2 separate regions of the Mus musculus genome follow, and region 1 is linked to region 2. The links are chromatin loops, found by intact Hi-C in ENCODE. Cell type or tissue: heart. All regions are shown on one strand. Each heading gives the region's core, and the rest is flanking DNA. Links, peaks and the distances in the headings are about the cores only.

Region 1 (8,271 bases), core at 272-8,271, 170 kb after region 2:
TCTATCCCCAGGCCCCAGGAGAAATGGAGACAACACACTGGTGGGGCAGATACACACATTATGCAGAAGAGGCTGGGGCTGCTTTGGAGGTCTGCTAAGAAGTTTGGGAAACTGCATATAACAAAAATGCACTGTGGGTATTTAGAAGATAAATTCAAATATGTAATGCTGCCTTTGCCTTTGGGAAGACAGGGCAAGAGCTGATGGGACGCTGTTTCCTGTAGCACCTACAGCAGCTGAAGTGGGCAGCAGAACATGAGGGTAGCAGGGTCAGGCAGCCCTACCCTGAGCTGGCTAGAATACCCTGGCCTTACTTAGTATTGACCACACAGCCCTAGCCTAGGCACAAGGTGGCCTTTTACCCTTCATGGCCATAGGGCTATTTCTTTTCCTTTTTTCTAACTTAAGAACTGCCAAAATACCCAAACTTGAGCCAAGTGTTGCCCAAGAGACCAAGCAGAGGCAAACGATTTCCAAATTATGTATATAGATTGTGAGCAGGAACCCAGTGGGTAGAGAAAAGGCTGAGGGGCTCAGGGTTCTGTGAGGCTCCCTGAACAGACTCTTGTCCTAGAGGCTTTTCCTAGAAAGGGGAAGGTTGGGTAGGTTCAACATTGTGGACAATATAATAAATTATTCAGAAGCTTTCACAAAACACTCAACCCCACCGAAGCTGAAGTGGGGTTGGGAAAACCAAACACCAAGTAGAAACCAGCTGACCGGTGTGAGGTGTTGCAGGCCAGTCTCATAGGCCCAGCAGTTAGTTCCATGGCCACACTCTCAAAGGCCTCTTGTTGGCTGCTCTGCAGGCTTCCATGGGCAATCAGTAGAGTTGGTTTTTCAACTGATGAAGGACACCGATCACAATCTCTCGTAGAGTCTAGGAAAGACAATGTTCAGGTGACACACAGGCCTTTAAGACGCCTGCCTAGAGTGGCCATGCTCTTGAAGGCGTTTAAAATAGTCACCCCTAGCCGGGCGGTGGTGGCACACACCTTTAATCCCAGCACTTGGGAGGCAGAGGCAGGCAAATTTCTGAGTTTGAGGCCAGCCTGGTCTACAGAGTGAGTTCCAGGACAGCCAAGGCTATACAGGATAAACCCTATCTCGGAAAACCAAAAAGAAAGAAAAAAAGCTATAAAATAGTCACCCAAGGGTTGGCAGCTTGGTGGAGTACTTCCTAGCACTCAAAGAAAAAAGGCCTGGAGAGATGGCCTGGCAGTAAAGCCTCTGGTCACTCAGTCTCTGTGGAGTCCACATAAAGATGAAAGGAAAGAACTCACTAAAACGTTGCCTCTGACCTCACACACTAAACAAACTTTTTCTTTGGTGCGGGGAGGGTGTTAGAGATGTCTCCGTGGTGAAGAGTACTTGCTGCTCTTAAAGAGGACCCAGGTCCTGTTCCCAGTACCCTCATCTGGTGGCTCACAACCACCTGCAAATCCACTTTCAGGGGTCCAAGGCCCTCTTCTGGCCTCTGGCATCAGGCAGACACATGTAGCACATGGATAAATGCAGACAAAATAAATACCCATGTACATAAAATAATTTTTGTAAAGGAAAAAAGGTCCCTGAAATGGAGTGTTGCCTACTTTTAATTTCCAAATCCCTGAACTAAGATGCAGACAAAGATGAGTGTGTCACTGGTATAACTGACATGCTGGGTATGAGTGTTCACTCCAACAGTCCTTGACTGTTGCAGTGTTTGTGTAGAGTATTTCACAATGAAAATGTTGAGAAACATAAAAGAAAGTGGAAAATCTGAGAAAAAAACGGCAGGCCTCAAGAGTAGAAGCCAGCACAATAAAAATCCTGGGGCTACAGGGAGTGAGGGTGTCTTGTAATCTGCAAACTTTCATGTTTCTAGAAACTTCAAGCTGTTGGCTTCCATACAGGACAGCCAAGGAGTAGACAGGGTAGCTAATGAGTCACCAATGACATGGGCTAAAGCTGGACCTGGCACTGAATGCTCACATCCTGGTTGCCAGCTGAGACCTTCACTGGGCTAGGCAGCAAAGACAGAGTATTAAGCTTTGTAGACAGAAACCCAAAGGCAGCTACACTTTTCCTGGAGTATGGTAAGAGAACCTCAGGCACCATGACCCCACCTGCCACATACCTGTGGCTCACAGTGTTCCTCAATCCAGCTGAAGACACAAGCTGAGAGCTCCTGGAAGCTGGCCACAGAGATAGAGGCGTTGAAAGACTGGAAGAGGGAGTCCATGATGCCTTGAAAGACGTTGAACTTGACCTGGTCAGAGACCTGGTCCTCTCCCTCATGAGGGTTGTCCTGATGTGCCTTCACGATTTGCTCATAGTTCCTGAAAGCATGCAAACAAACAGGGCTGAGGTGCTATGGCAGCTGTCTACCTGAAAAGTATGGAGGGATAATCCAGTTGGCCATGCCATAAGGGGATTCCTAGGCACCTGTGGGGATGCATTCGTTATCAGCTGGATAGACGAGCCTAAGTCAGAAACAGTGAGAAACTCTTACCTTGATGGGTATTTACGTCCTATATGTCTGTTATATGTACAAGACTGGTGGGCCAGTCAGCTGTGTCTTACAGTGACTTCCTTGCTGGGTCACCTACATGTGTTCTCCAACATAGCCTCTGAACAAGAGTGCACTTGACCTCAGCCCCCCAGCCCCCAATTCAGCACCCCTCTTACACTTTCATTATCTTCAAGGCTGTGACGTCCTTGCGCAGTGTGGATACTTCTTCCTCCTGCTTTTTCTTCTCCTTGTGTAAAAACTGGATGTAGTCAATGGCTGGAGTAGGAGCCAAGAGAAGGGTTGAGCACTGAGGAAGTCTGAACCAGGAAGAGGGCTTATTTTGTTTGCCCTTCCCCTATAAACCAACTTTTCCATTAAGGCGACCACACCTGGGTGCGACCAGGTCCTAGCCACTTCACAGACACTACTACCCCCCCTGCCCCACCCCTTGCCTGGACATACTCTTCTGTAGAACGATGGCTTTGCTGAGTTTTTGGGAGCCAATGGAGAAATCCTGCTGCTGGCAGGTAGGGACAATGGTCTGAAGGTCATCATAGCCTCTCTGGAAATAGCAGGGAAATGGGTTCCTTAGCTCAGGAACAGCAAAGGCTAGCGCACACTTTTGATACCAGTTCCATGCTCAGACTCAAAGCACAGAGGGCTGGAAGGAAGAGGTGCAGGCATAGAACCAGCCCAGCATCCCCACCCCACCCCACCCCTGCAGACATCTGGGGCTGAAGGGTCAGGGCAGGGTCCTTCCCTGCTGCCCTGGGTACAGGCTTCCAGTCACCTTAATAGCATCCCTTCTCTTCTGTTCAGCCTGAGTGTGCGCACGCCGCCTCCGGTCTTTGTAGGACTCCTTGTAGGACTCCTGCTGATAATCACTGTCCTCATCATCTAAACTCAGAGATGGAGGAAGGAGAGATCACTTTACAGTACACTAAATCCAATTCGCCCACCCTTCCCCAGTTGGAAGGACCTGGTGCCCAGAGATGTTGAATAGAAAGAACCTAGTTAATCTCTGATGAGGTGAAAGACAGTGAGCCTCGGGCTTGGCACTGTTCCTGCCACCCCCATATGGAGAGCGGAGCTCCCTATCTAGGAAAGATACTAAAATGATGGAAGAGCTAAGTCTCCCCAGGTGTGCGACGGGCTATGTTGCTGCCTACCTGTGTTGGGGACAGAAGAGGCACTGGTGGAGCCGATGCTATTAGCTCTGGACACTACACTCCCCTTGTGGGTGCTTTCTACAAAAAGCCCTGGAAAAAAGAGGCCTCAAGTCACTAAGGATTGGGGAACACTGCCATGCCTTCAGTCACCTATGGGCACAATGGCTTCAAATGCTGACCTCTCGCCATCAACTCCAAAGCCAGTCACCACAGGCCTTCCATTTCATGCTGAAATGCTCCTGTCCCAGGGTCTACACTGCCCAGAGGACTTATTTCTGGCTCACACAGGAGCATCTGGATGCAGTGACTATGACCAGCTGTCACTGTTTCCATCATTTCCCATTCTAATGCAGAGGAACCAGGTGTGACCATGGTTGCTTCCTGCCTATTCTCCAGCTCCACCCTCACTTCTCAAGCCAAGTCCTTGGCGCAGTGACAGTGGACTGTGCTCAGGTGTGGCTGGCAAGACCATAAGAATCTACAGAGCCGAACCAGGAGTCATTCCTGACCCGCAGACAATGGAGAAGGCACTCACCAGGATCCAGGCTGTTGTCACTGTAGGCATACTCGACCTGCAGCACCAAGCAAGGGAGAAGCCTGTCAAACCTCTGCCTCTAGGAAGGCACGCGCAATCCGCGAAAGCTCATACCACAGGTGCAGGGACCACTGAATGGTTAAGCCAAGCCTTGGCTGGGCCTAGGGGGGCGTCGCCCCCTCTGTATGCTCCTACCGTCCCCGCCCCATCTCCCAGCTATGACCCCCTCGTTCCCGCACACACGCCCGTTTGTCTCCCCACCTTGGCACAGGCCGGGTGAGAGCTGTCTTCTCTGCAGCCCCGGGCCCCGGACAGCAGGGGAGACTCTGGGGATAGTTGGGGAGCCCCGCGTCTTCCGGACCCCCTACGTGCACGAGCCCGACCCGCCCTCCCCTCGCCGGCGTGCGCGTCCGCGAAGCTTGCCTTGACCCAAGGGTCCTCCGGAGAGGCGCCCGGCTCCGTCATCGTGAACCTACCGAACCGGAAACAAGCCAGCGGACTGGCCCCCAACCTCCAGGAAGAGGCGAGGCTCAGTCACGTGATCCAACCCACCAATCCGCAATTGTAGTCGTGAGCGGTGTGATAGCGCTGCGCTTGCGCCGCTCCAGTTTTTAACTGAATGTTGGAGGAGGCTAAATCTGGCCAATTCGCTTTAATGTAGGCAATGTCAGCCCCTAAGGGTCCCCACTGGCCTCCGAATGAGAATCTTCAATGGTGGCGATTTTCTGTGCAATGGAGCACCTCCAAAAAGATTGTCAGAGGGGCTAGAAGTGTAATTAGTTTAGTGGTAGAACCCGAGTGAGAGTACTAGCATCTGTCTGAACAGTGTGACACCTTGTACGCACGCGCACAGCTGGTCCGCCTGGCAATTGCTGCTGGGTCAAGAATTTCTCCTACATCACATGATCTGATCTAAGGGGGCACAAAGCCACCTCCAGCATCGGTCTCCCAACACTCAGCAGGTGCAGGACGCTAAGTCTTATAAAAATGCCTTTTAAGTTAAGCTTACAGTAAAGTCTATAACATACTCAAAAGCACATAACTAGTCACTGATAGGTTACACTTTACAGCACTCCTTGACTTCCAGCTCAGACCTTGCCCCTGAATTTGGAGTCTAACGTTCCAAAGGTATCTAGAGTCACTGGAGAGGAAACAGAAAACCACACAAGCAGCACTTGGAAACATCTTTAATTCAGTTACTGGGTCCAGACTTCACCAAACCCATCAACACTAGGTAGACATCACATCCACCACCAAAAAGCGGACAGAACCTCAGAGCGGATCGCTCCCCATTAGCTGTGTCCTCATTGCTGGACAAATTCCAGCATGCTAGGCGGACTTCCAAGCTTCTCTGTGTCCTGCACAGCTTAGCTTAAAGCCCCTGAGGCCAGATAGAGGGTAAACATCAAGGCCCCCATTTCTCCTCACCATTAGATTTGTTAGTTTCAAGGGCCAGTTTGGCGCCATAGAAAATCCACTGTCAGTTCCTGGTCTGGTAAGCCTTAGGGAGGCGCTTCTGTAGAAGATTCCACGCCTTTTCCACCTTTGGCCAGGCCAGAATGATACAAGAAAAGGCAAGGTCAGAAAAGCTAACCATTGAACCTTCCCTCCCCACAACCTAACCTAGTCTTTCCCTTTGCACCAACCTGGCTCTGTGTGACATGTGACTCCCACAAGGTGCTCAGAACCACGTTGCTCTGCTCTACCAGCTGCTGGCCGCTCATCTGGCTCTGCAGCCGGCTCTGAGCGGCTGCCTCACTTAGTCCATCCCTCTCAACAATGCGTCGAACAGCCTGGGCAATGGATGACACACGGGTCAGGAAGGGTCCTAGCCCAGTCTACTGGATCAGAGCAGGAGACCGTCTGCAGTGGGCTCAGATGGGGTGCAGTGGGGTCCAGATACCTCAGTCTCAGGGATGACGACGGTCCACACCTCGTGTACCATACTCTGCCAGCCAGCTTCAAGCAGCATAGCAGCATCGATTACACACAGAGTTTTTCCTGTGAGGAGATACTAGTCACTGCCAGCAGCACCTTGCGCTTGCTGCCTGTCAGCGCACCAAATGCTGTCCTAGGTGGTGAATGGTCTGCCTGGGGCCAAGGAAGATCCCAGAGGGTGTTGCGGCTTAACTGTCCCACTTTGGCTGCTCCCGTCATCCCTCCCACTCACCCTTAGCCACAGCCACATCCATCTCCTCCCGGGCCAGCTTTGCGATAACTGGCCACACAATATCTGTGAGGATCTTCATCTGCTTCTGGGGAGGGGGACAGAGGGAGTGGGCAGAGGTTAACTTTCCTGAGAAATACAGCTGTGAGGTGGGGGGTGGGGGGGTGGGGGTTGGGGTGGGAGCAGATAAGCAGAGACTGACTTCCTGTGCCAGACTAGGGAGTGCACTGGTTCCCGCCCATGGATCTCAAGAACTCTTGAAGATGTGTGTGTTTACCTTGTTCCCAAACACCCGGCTGCCCAGGACCTTCCTATTGATGGTGCCATCTTTATGGAGAATATCTGGGTGACAAAGAAAGAAGGCTAAGCAAAGAGGTCACACCATCTTCTCACCTCAGGCCACTTCCAGCCTTCTCTGGCTAGTACCTGTTCCAAAGGCCTCCACCACAGGCTGGTAGGCAGGACCCCCAGGAGCATAGGCCCGATGGCCCAGATGGTCGCTGTCGATGATGTATGCTCCCAAGTTCTTCAGCCGCTGAGCTACCGAGCTTTTCCCAGAGCCACTGATGCCTGTGAGCCCGAGCACATAGAGACCTGACGGGAGCTCCGGCCTCTCCTAAAGACAGGTAAGAGGGAACCTCAGTGACCAGGGAGTTCAAAAGCCCAGCTTCCAGTGGAGGGCCTGTTTCTATCCTTCAGCATCTTACCACGCCCAACCAGCGAGGAGGAAGGCTTACATTTGGAGGCTGAAGCAGGTTTCCCAGGATTCGCTGGCGAAAGCTGGAGGAGCTGACCTTGTCCTCCTCATTTTCATTGTGACTCTGGTCCTTCAGCAGTTGTATCTGGTACAAAGCAAGTTCTTCTTTGCCCTGAGGTAAAGGGAGGAGGAGGAGGAGGAGGAAAGGAGTAAGAGCTAGGAGAAGGCATCTGGAGCCCCAGTCTCTCTACCTACCCCTCGCCTCCACAGACAAGTTCCTGAACTTGACAAGACAAGTTCTTCCACCCTGAACCCTCCCTTCCCTGCTCTGGGACCACAGCACTTCTCACGGGCCTCCCCCTCCCAGCCCCTCTGCCAGGCTCCTTCGGGAGTTACATTCTCAAGGCGGAAGCGGTTGACAGCCATCCCCCCACGGTAGGTCTCCTCGCTGACCACCAGGAACTCCAAGGTGGGGTCGGACCCAGCAGGCCCATAGGGATCCAGCAGGGGGACGAGTTCAAAGGTCAGGGAGGGCTTGATGTCCACCAGGAACTCAGTCAGATGCTCCACGCGCTCTGCATACGGCTGGAGCAGCTCGGGGAGCAACTTGCCTGAGGAAGGAGCGAGGAACGGTGAGATCTTTCCCCATTTGGGGAAGAGTGTCCCATAGCACTGAAATCCTCCCAAGCAGTGGCAGCAAGAAAGGGTGAGACAGGGACAGGTTTGGGGGTACAGAAGGGAAAACAAGCATCAGTCACTTTGAGAGCTGACGTGTACTCCAAGAACAAGTTAAGAAATGCCTACAGAGCAGCAGGACCAATAGGTATCAGTTGGTGGAGAACCCCCAAGAACTACTATATTCTTAGAGTCCCCTCACTGTTGATGGCAGTACTGGGTCACCCCCAATCATCTCCTATCCATTTATCTTCAGCGTTTCAAACCTCCGAGCCGATCACTTGGACAACCATGAAGTGCAGAGTCCTTGGTTCCCATTTGGGAAGTTCTGACTTCAGTTAAAAAGTGACTGAACCCCAGACTAAAGATACCACATGTATTCATTTAACAAACAAACGTCCCTTAGCAATAACAGAGTGTCAGACATTGTGGCATTTTGGAAGGTTGAGAAGTGGCCCTACCCTTCCTTGATCTTGGCATTGGGGAAGAACAAGAAAATGTGAAGGCTGCCTTCCATTGCCCTAGTCCAGGGTC
Region 2 (8,289 bases), core at 1-8,000:
TTAGGACTTCTGCATTATGGAACTCTTCAGAGACAGAAATGGTTAGTCTGAAGAAGCATTAAGCCAATACTGGTCGGGAGGTGGTGGCACACACCTTTCATTTCAGAACCTAGGAGGCAGAGGCAGGCAGATCTCTTAGTTCAAGGCCTGCCTGGTCTACACAGCAAGTTTCAGATAGCCAGGGCTACAGATAGAGACCCTGTCTTTAAAAAACAAAACACTGGCCAGGCGGTGGTGGCGCACGCCTCTGATCCCAGCACTTGGGAAGCAGAGGCAGGCAGATTTCTGAGTTCAAGGCCAGCCTGGTCTACAGAGTGAGTTCCAGGACAGCCAGGGCTACACAGAGAAACCCTGTCTTGCAAAACCAAAAAAAAAAAAAAAAAAAAAAAAAAAAGAAAAAGAAAGAAAGAAAAAAAACCACTGGAGAAAAGAGGATTCCTGACCAGAGAAATAGAAGAAGAAAAAGGCATTACCTTCATCCTCTGTGTCTTCCCCACTCGTCAGTTCATACAGAGTAAACACAGAGTTATTCTGGCCACTCCTGGAAACCTGAGGGCACAGAAAACGAGGCTGAGCAAGGACCAAGAGTCTCTTGGGAGAGGGTGAACTTCAGCTCTGCCTTTTTTTTTTCTCCTGGAATGGTACCTATACCCAAATGAGCACTGTCACCTCTGCAGTGTCCTAAGCCTTACTGTAAACCCTACAGGTGCTATATTTGTATGTGTGTACACACATTCAGAACCACTAAGCCACAGCCTTTCACGTGTCTCAAAAGTGACCTCTCACTCTGGTTATTTTCTCTTCAGGAATGGGCGGTGTGTATTTGTTATATTTAGGCTGTTGACGCTCCCTCCCCTCCTCCTCTCCTGGGAATGTTTGGAGCTGGTGGTGAGTAGGACTTTGAGGGACAGAGGATTCTGTCCTCACACCCACACTGGTTCAGAAGGTGCATTCATGGAGACAACGCCATGGACGCACAGTGGGAGAGGGAACCCAGGTTTTTTTTTTTTTTTCTCTCCCTTCCTTTCCCCATTTATCTCCTGTGGCCAGAGGCTCCAGCCAACAATAGCACTCAAGGTTCCCAGTGTTGCATTCTCTAAACATGGCCTCACGTAGCCTCTGGCCTCTGACAGCCAAAGAAAGAGAGATTTTGTGCAGGAGAGGCATTGCATCACAGAAGGATGGTTGCCAGCGAGGCCCATGCTTCCTCTCTCGCCCACTCCCCACTTTGCCAGGTCTGCATCTAAGGATGCCAGCTATCTGTTGGGCACAGGCAACAAGTCTTCTTTGCCATGGGTCACTGCCTAGGGCTTAGCAGGGTGGCCTCACCCATTGGTAAATGAGTTTCCCCCATTCTTCTGGCCTCCGCCACATGATCAGGAAGCTAGACTTATTCTTATCCAACCACTCGAGGTTCCCTGTAAAACAGATACTTATGAGAGCATCGTGCTCTAAAAAAGGCACAGAGGCAAATACCAACACCCGGCAGAGGGGACGAGCCTCTGCTTTCAGAACAAGAGATACAATAGTATTTTTACTATTCTTACTTATAAGGCATCCTGTTCTTCTTAGTCTATCTTTCTTAGGCCAGAGAGGAAATTTAATTCTGTACACTAACAGGGGGTGGGGGTGGGGATGGCAGGAGGTGGGGGGTGGGGGGAGAACTAGGCCATCTCAGAATACTTGAGGCTTCAGGCTGAGAGAGACAAAAAAGAAAAAAAAAAAAAAAAGGTCACTAAAAGGAAGAGTTGCCCTGTTGTACCCTCAGGGGAAAAAAAATCCCAAGTAAGAAGAAAAAAAGTAGGGGAGGGGCCGGATAGATGGCTCAGTGGTTAACACTGACTGTTTTTCCAGAGGACCCGGCTTCAATTCCCAGCACCCACATGGTAGCTTACAACTGTCTGTAACTCTAGTTCCAGGGGATCTGACACCTTCATACAGACATATAAGAAGGCAAATACCACAGGACATGTGAAAAACAGTATTTAAAAAACAAAACAAGCTGGGCGTGGTGGCGCATGCCTTTAATCCCAGCAGAGGAGGCAGAGGCAGGCGGATTTCTGAGTTCGAGGCCAGCCTGGTCTACAAAGTGAGCTCCAGGACAGCCAGGGCTATACAGAGAAACCCTGTCTCGAAAAACCAAAAAAAAAAAAAAAAAAAAAAAAAAAAAAAAAACCAAACCAAACCAAACCAAACAAAACCAGGGGGCCTGAAGAGATGGCTCAGTGGTTAAGAGCATTGACTGCTCTTCCACAGGTCCTGAGTTCAATTCCCAGCAACCACATGGTGGCTCACAACCATCTGTAATGAGATCTGATGCCCTCTTCTGGTGTGTCTTAAGAGAGCAATGGTGTACTCATATACATGAAATAAATAAATATATCTTTAAACAGACAAACAAACCAACAGGTATCTGAGAACTGAACCCACCTTTCTTTCTCAGTTCTTCTAATACAATCTGAATTGACTCCACAGGAAGTTTCCCTGGCTTAAGGTTAAGGGAATGGCCTACATGTAAATTAGGTTAAATAAAACATTTTCGGAGTTCGGCCCACGATAAAGAATGATCTAGCCCCCTCCTTTCCCTGCCATACATACATGCAATTTTTGAAGAAGATATGTTTGCATTTCCTCAATATTCTGGAAAAGGAGGTAAAAAGAAACTTCCAGTTAGAAGGAAGAACTAGCAAAGTGTGTTACAGGCCTGTAATACCAGCTCTTATGGGATGGACACAGGAGAATCACCAGTCCAAGGCTGGGCTGGGCTATAGAGATCAGGTCTCAAATAAAAGGCAAGAGTTTTAGAAAATAAAGGGTGTTACCCTTTACTTCATTCTCTGTGCCTTTTTCTCCACAAATTTTACCTATGAATCAGAGAGCAAAAATAAATGACCCTCACTTCCTGGGAGAGGTGGGGCAAGTCAAAAAAATTATTAAAGATGGTTTGGGATTTGAGGCTCACAGAGAGGAGATTCAAATAGTTTTAAAGGGTCCAGTGTGTAAAGCTTGGGACTTAAAGACCCCAGCACTCATTAACTAGGGTAAAGGGAGCTTGCACTGCCTGCAAAAGTGCATATAAAATGATTATCTGCCATTTAGTTTTGCTGTTTCCCAAGTCCAGGTTGAATAGAAGCCTGCCTACTGTGGGTAAAGGGAGGTGGGGAGATGCAGTCTGGGCATGTAGAAAAGTGTGGGAGTGCGTGTGTGTGGGGGCTGGGGGTGGGCTATGGAAGAGCCTGAGGGAGGATACGCTGTAGCTTGACGTTGTTGAAAAGCGGGCTCTCCTGGGCTTCCATCACCGTCATGCTGGACTGTTTGTGCAGGCGGCAGAAGGACAGAACCAGAGAGCACCAGGCGGCCAGCTGCTTCTGCCGGGTGTCCACGTTCGGCTGTAACCTGCCGGGCGAAGGGAGCAGGACGAGGAATTAAAGCGTGGAAGAGGGCGGCAGCAGCACCAGCCTAGCAGCACGTTAGGGGGAGACAGTGACGGGCTGGCTGGACAGGAAGGCGGCCGGCAGCTCCCGTCTCCCCCGGAACCCCAAGTGAATCATCAGGGCTGAGCCCTGGGCCCCGGGGACGGGAGGGAGCTACACTGGGCTTCTCAGGGTCTGAGCCTCACGTAAAGAAGGGCGGGAAGCGGTACTGCCACGGCCACTCGAAACTCATCGCCATCGTAGTAGCCCAGAAAACCCGGAACCGACAAGGGGCTTCCGGTCTCCGCCTCAGCATGTCCGGGCTGACAGCACAGCAGAAAGGTTCCGGACTCCTCTCGGGAGGCGCCGCAGTGGGATGGGAACGGTTCTTGTCACCAATCTGCTGCTGTCTAAAGAAAAACTTCAACATGAAGCGCAGGAGTTCTGGGTCTTGTCGCTTAAACAGAGGGAAACGGGGGCGGGGGGGGGGGGGGGGGACGACGACACGTAGTTTCCCTCTGCAAATTGCGAGGTCAGCCGAACGCAAGTTAGAATCCACATCTGGAGGCTTCACCTTCGTGTCGGTTGCCAATTTAAACTCATGATGCCGAAATTTCCTGCATTCCCACCCAGGTTGACTTCACTCTTAAATTTCCTGTAGGATCATGGGAGCATATTGTGTGGTTTGCATCGCTATACGCGATTTTCAAAGAATCAAAACTTATTGCTTTTTTCAAAGAATCAAAACTAACGTTTAGCTCTTAACCTCTTCCTTTCTAGACCCCAGACTTGGAATCCCTTTGGCTTCATCTGACTCATACCCAGCCTACACTAGTCAGATCTGTCCCTTTGCCTGCCTAAACTACGGGTCAGTTCCCAAACCAGAATTACTGTTTCCATTCTCCCAACAGTACTTCCACTGCTGAGCTGTGGAAAATTGCTGAAGACCAACCAGAACATGTTTACTGAGTCCCGGGCTCGCTGACTAATCTCACTACTGGACTCTCAGGGGAGCCTTGTTGGATCTAGAAATACAAGTTTGGGAGTCTTCTGACCTGACATGCAATATGAACCCATTTAAGGGATAAGAGCACTAAACAAAAGGTGTATTGAAAAGAAGGCTGACCTTGGGCTGCTAGGAGATGCTCACCTTTAAAGAGCGAGAAGAAGCTGGGCTGTTTTCATTGATTCCCTGTTATCCTCATTCAAAATAGTCCGCCTGTGTCTATCTTTCTGTTCCCTGAAGAATTATTGTGAGAATCCCTTAATCTCTCTCTGTCACAATGTTTAATTCATAGCTCCAAAGCTCCTCCCCATTTTTTCTTCCTTTGCCTTTTGAACTCAAAACTGCCATTCTTCCTTTACAAGTAACGTGTTGCCTCAATTTTTCAATTTCTTTCCGGATATCACTATCATCATGCCTCCCTCCCTTTCTGTGTAGCTCACTTTATTTCTATTTAAAAGTAATGTTAGGGCTGGTGAGATGGCTCAGCAGGTAAAGAGCACTGACTGCTCTTCTGAAGGTCCTGAGTTCAAATCCCAGCAGCCACATGGTGGCTCACAATCACTCGTAATGAGATCTGACGCCCTCTTCTGGTGTGTCTGAAGACAGCTACAGTGTACTCATATACATACATAAACAAATAAATCTTAAAAGAAAAAAAAAATGTTAGCTGAGCACACCTTTATCCCAGAGCTCAGCCTTTAATCCCACTGCCTCAACCTTCTGAGAACTGAGATTACATGTGTGTGCTGTGTCCATGGTCTGTTTTTTTTAAAGATATATCTATTTTAGATATGTGAGTACACTGTAGTTGTCTTCAGACACACCAGAAGAGGGCATCAGATCCCATTACAGATGGTTTTGAGCCACCATGTGGTTGCTGGGAATTAAACTCAGGACCTCTGGAAGAGCACTCAGTGCTCTTAACTGCTAAGCCATCTCTCTAGACCCACCTTCTTTCTTTTTAAAGAAGGTATTAATTTCTTTTTATTTATATGTATATATGCATTTATGCAAGTGCTCCTGGAGACAAGAAGAGGATTCCCTGGAGCTGGAATTACAGGTGATTGTGAGTTGCCTGACATGGCTATTTAAATGGAATAGAACTTTGGTCCTTTGTAAGAGCAGTGACTGATCTTAATCTATGAGCTATCTTTTCAGCCCCCTACATTTTCCCCCCTTAGGTCAGTTCTGAAGGTCAAAGTCTGACTTATCTCTAACACCTCTCTCTCCTTTACCCCCTCATGACGGATGGTCCTATAGATTCCCTTCATTGATTTTAATCATAACTCCTACTTATAATTAGGTTTGCCTCCCCGCTCATCAGTTTGGCTAAGTCTTGATTTTCTCACTCCTGGATACCTTTGTCGATGTTGTTTGAGACAGGATCTCACTATGTCAACCTGGCTACACAGATCAGGGTGGCCTCAAACTCAGAGATCCACCTACCTCTGCCCCTGAGTGTTAGGGTCAAAAGTGTGAGCCACAAAGCCGGGCTTTACTCCTGGGGTCTACAATGACTTCCTAATCCACACTCATTCAATGTCTGCTCCAGGGGAATACTTTCCACCTAAGGCCTTGCCCTGGACCAACTCTGCAGTCACACTCTTCTGACTCCAGGACATGGCAATGTCTCTCTGAAAGTTTATATGTTGAAGGCTTGGGCCCCAGCTATGTTTGCTAGGGTTTGGGTGCTCAGATTCTGAGGAATCTAACTTTATCAAGAGGTAATTCATTAACGAATCCAGAGCCTAGTGGACTATGGGGAGTTAGAGACTGGTGGGAAGTAATAGGTTACCAGGGGCCTGCCCCTGTCCCTAGCCTTGTCCATAGCCTCTGCCAGGTTATGCTTTTCAGTTGCTATGAGGCTTCTGTTTGGACACATGCTCCCTGCCATGACGTTCTTGCCCCACTATGACCCCAGAAACAATGAAACCCAGTAGCTGTGCTCTGGAACATTAAGCAAAAAAATAAATAAATAAATAAAACTTTGCTCCTTTAAGTTGCTTCTGGCTAGTATTTACCTCAAGCTACAGAAAGGCTAATGGCACATTTCTGTGATCATCTCGGCCACACAGGATTCCCTCCCTCCCTCCTTTGCACGTGGGCTGTTTCCCTTGTATAACTGCCGTCATACATTCTGATTTGTTTTCTTTCTTTATTTTATTTTATTTTTTTCAAGACAGGGTTTCTCTGTATAGCTCTGGCTGTCCTGGAACTCACTTTGTAGACCAGGTTAGCCTCAAACTCAGAAATCTGTCTGCCTCTGCCTCCCAAGTGCTGGGATTAAAGGCATGCGCCACCACCACCCGGCCCATTCTGATTTCTTATTTGTTTCCTTTTAAAGATTTTATTATTTTATGTATATGAGTACATTGTAGCTGTCTTCAGACACACCAGAAGAGGGCATCTGATCCTATTACAGATGGTTGTGAGCCACCATGTTAGTGCTGGGATTTGAACTCAGGATCTCTGGAAGAGCAGTCAATGTTCTTAACCACTGAGCCAGCCTCTCTTATTTATTTGTATATGTCAAATTTCTCAGGGGATGAAAGCCATTGAGGGTAGAATCGAGCCCGAGTTGTTCTAACCTGCCTTTCCCAACACCCTGCTGTACACCGTCTTTTACACCAGCAGGTCCCTGGGGCATATTAATAAAACGAATAAGGACACATATACATTCATGGAAATAGAGCAAATAGTTATCTCAGCTGAAAATTTAAAATATGTTAACGTTGCTGAGCAGTGGTAGCGTTCATTTTTAATCCCAGCACTGGGAGGCAGACACAGATGGATCTCTGAATTTGAGGCCAGCCTGGTCGATAGAGTGAGTTCTGCGACAGCTGGAGAAACCATGTTTCAAATATATAGGCCGGGCGTGGTGGCGCACGCCTTTAATCCCAGCACTTGGGAGACAGAGGCAGGCAGATTTCTGAGTTTGAGGCCAGCCTGGTCTACAAAGTGAGTTCCAGGACAGCCAGGGCTATACAGAGAAACCCTGTCTCAAAAAACAACAACAACAACAACAACAACAACAAAAACCAAATCAAATATATATATATATATATATCCATCCATCCTTAGGTTACTGGTTGGTGGTGGCACATGCATGTAATCCCAGCCTTTGTGAGGCAGACACAGGGAGATCTCTGAGTTCCAGGACAGCCAGAGCTACACAGAGAAACCTTGTCTCAAAAAAAAAAAAAAGAAAAAAAAAAAAAAGAAAGAAAGAAAGAAAGAAAGAAAGAAAGAAAGAAAGAAAGAAAGAAAGAAAAATCAGGGCTGGTGAGATGGCTCAGTGGTTAAGAGCACCGACCGACTGCTCTTCCAGAGGTCCTGAGTTCAATTCCCAGCAACCACATGGTGGCTCACAACCATCTGTCATGGGATCTGCTGTGTCTGAAGACAGCTACAGTGTAATCATATGCATTAAATAAATTAATTAATAAATCCTTTAAAAACAATCAAAACCAAAGTCCTTCGGTGACAGATGTGGCCTGAGAGGAGTATATCTTTGACAACAAATAGGAAGGTCCCAAGCAACTCAGGCATATATCTACAAAACAGATAGGCATGTGTCAGGAGATAGACATTTTGGGAAACAGATATTTCAGCAGGGAGAACAGGAGCCTCTAAAGAGGCTAAGAGTGCTTGCAAAAGATAATTAGGTATTTTCACAGAAAGCAAAGTTGCTTTGCCTGTATTTGGGGGGACCCGGCAAGTGTAACCCAGGAAGGATTGGGTAGGAGAGATCCCCCGTGAGGGAAACTGATCTTCCCTGTCTGGGAAACCCTGTTCATACACAGAAATGGGCAGAGACGTAGATGTGTTAATAGAATATTGTATCCATATTTCTCAAGAAGCGTACAGAAG

The links. Hi-C counts contacts between places; a loop is a spot of excess contacts. Peaks named below come from ENCODE experiments on the same cell type or tissue, not always from the same donor. Only the 100,000 strongest peaks of a DNase experiment are listed, where the experiment ranks them.
Region 1: it touches region 2 in a loop (2.4-fold over the local background); 1 of 42 quality-filtered maps calls a loop at or near these places.

What each region holds. Positions count from the first base shown.
Region 1 is chr11:101,083,718-101,091,988 of GRCm38, reverse strand. Coasy (Coenzyme A synthase) reads right to left here. Exons shown (of 10, transcript NM_001305982.1): 3 at 7,459-7,673; 4 at 7,103-7,234; 5 at 6,792-6,981; 6 at 6,643-6,707; 7 at 6,369-6,453; 8 at 6,102-6,199; 9 at 5,845-5,991; 10 at 5,370-5,741. The coding sequence ends at 5,679. It overlaps Mlx (MAX-like protein X), which reads right to left and starts at 4,699. Exons shown (of 8, transcript NM_001159385.1): 1 at 4,622-4,699; 2 at 4,199-4,235; 3 at 3,664-3,753; 4 at 3,285-3,391; 5 at 2,957-3,056; 6 at 2,671-2,770; 7 at 2,120-2,321; 8 at 1-880. The coding sequence starts at 4,663. The coding sequence ends at 824. In heart, for the core only: no CTCF peak of the experiment used is centred there; DNase peaks (open chromatin) are centred at 4,688, 6,168, 6,978, 7,558 and 1 weaker place; H3K4me3 peaks cover 2,472 bases; H3K27ac peaks cover 2,451 bases.
Region 2 is chr11:101,249,138-101,257,426 of GRCm38, reverse strand. It overlaps Vps25 (vacuolar protein sorting 25), which reads right to left and starts at 3,720. Exons shown (of 6, transcript NM_026776.5): 1 at 3,620-3,720; 2 at 3,251-3,396; 3 at 2,431-2,484; 4 at 1,330-1,418; 5 at 474-549. The coding sequence starts at 3,672. In heart, for the core only: a CTCF peak has its summit at 3,487; DNase peaks (open chromatin) are centred at 916, 1,346 and 3,726; H3K4me3 peaks cover 2,373 bases; H3K27ac peaks cover 2,484 bases.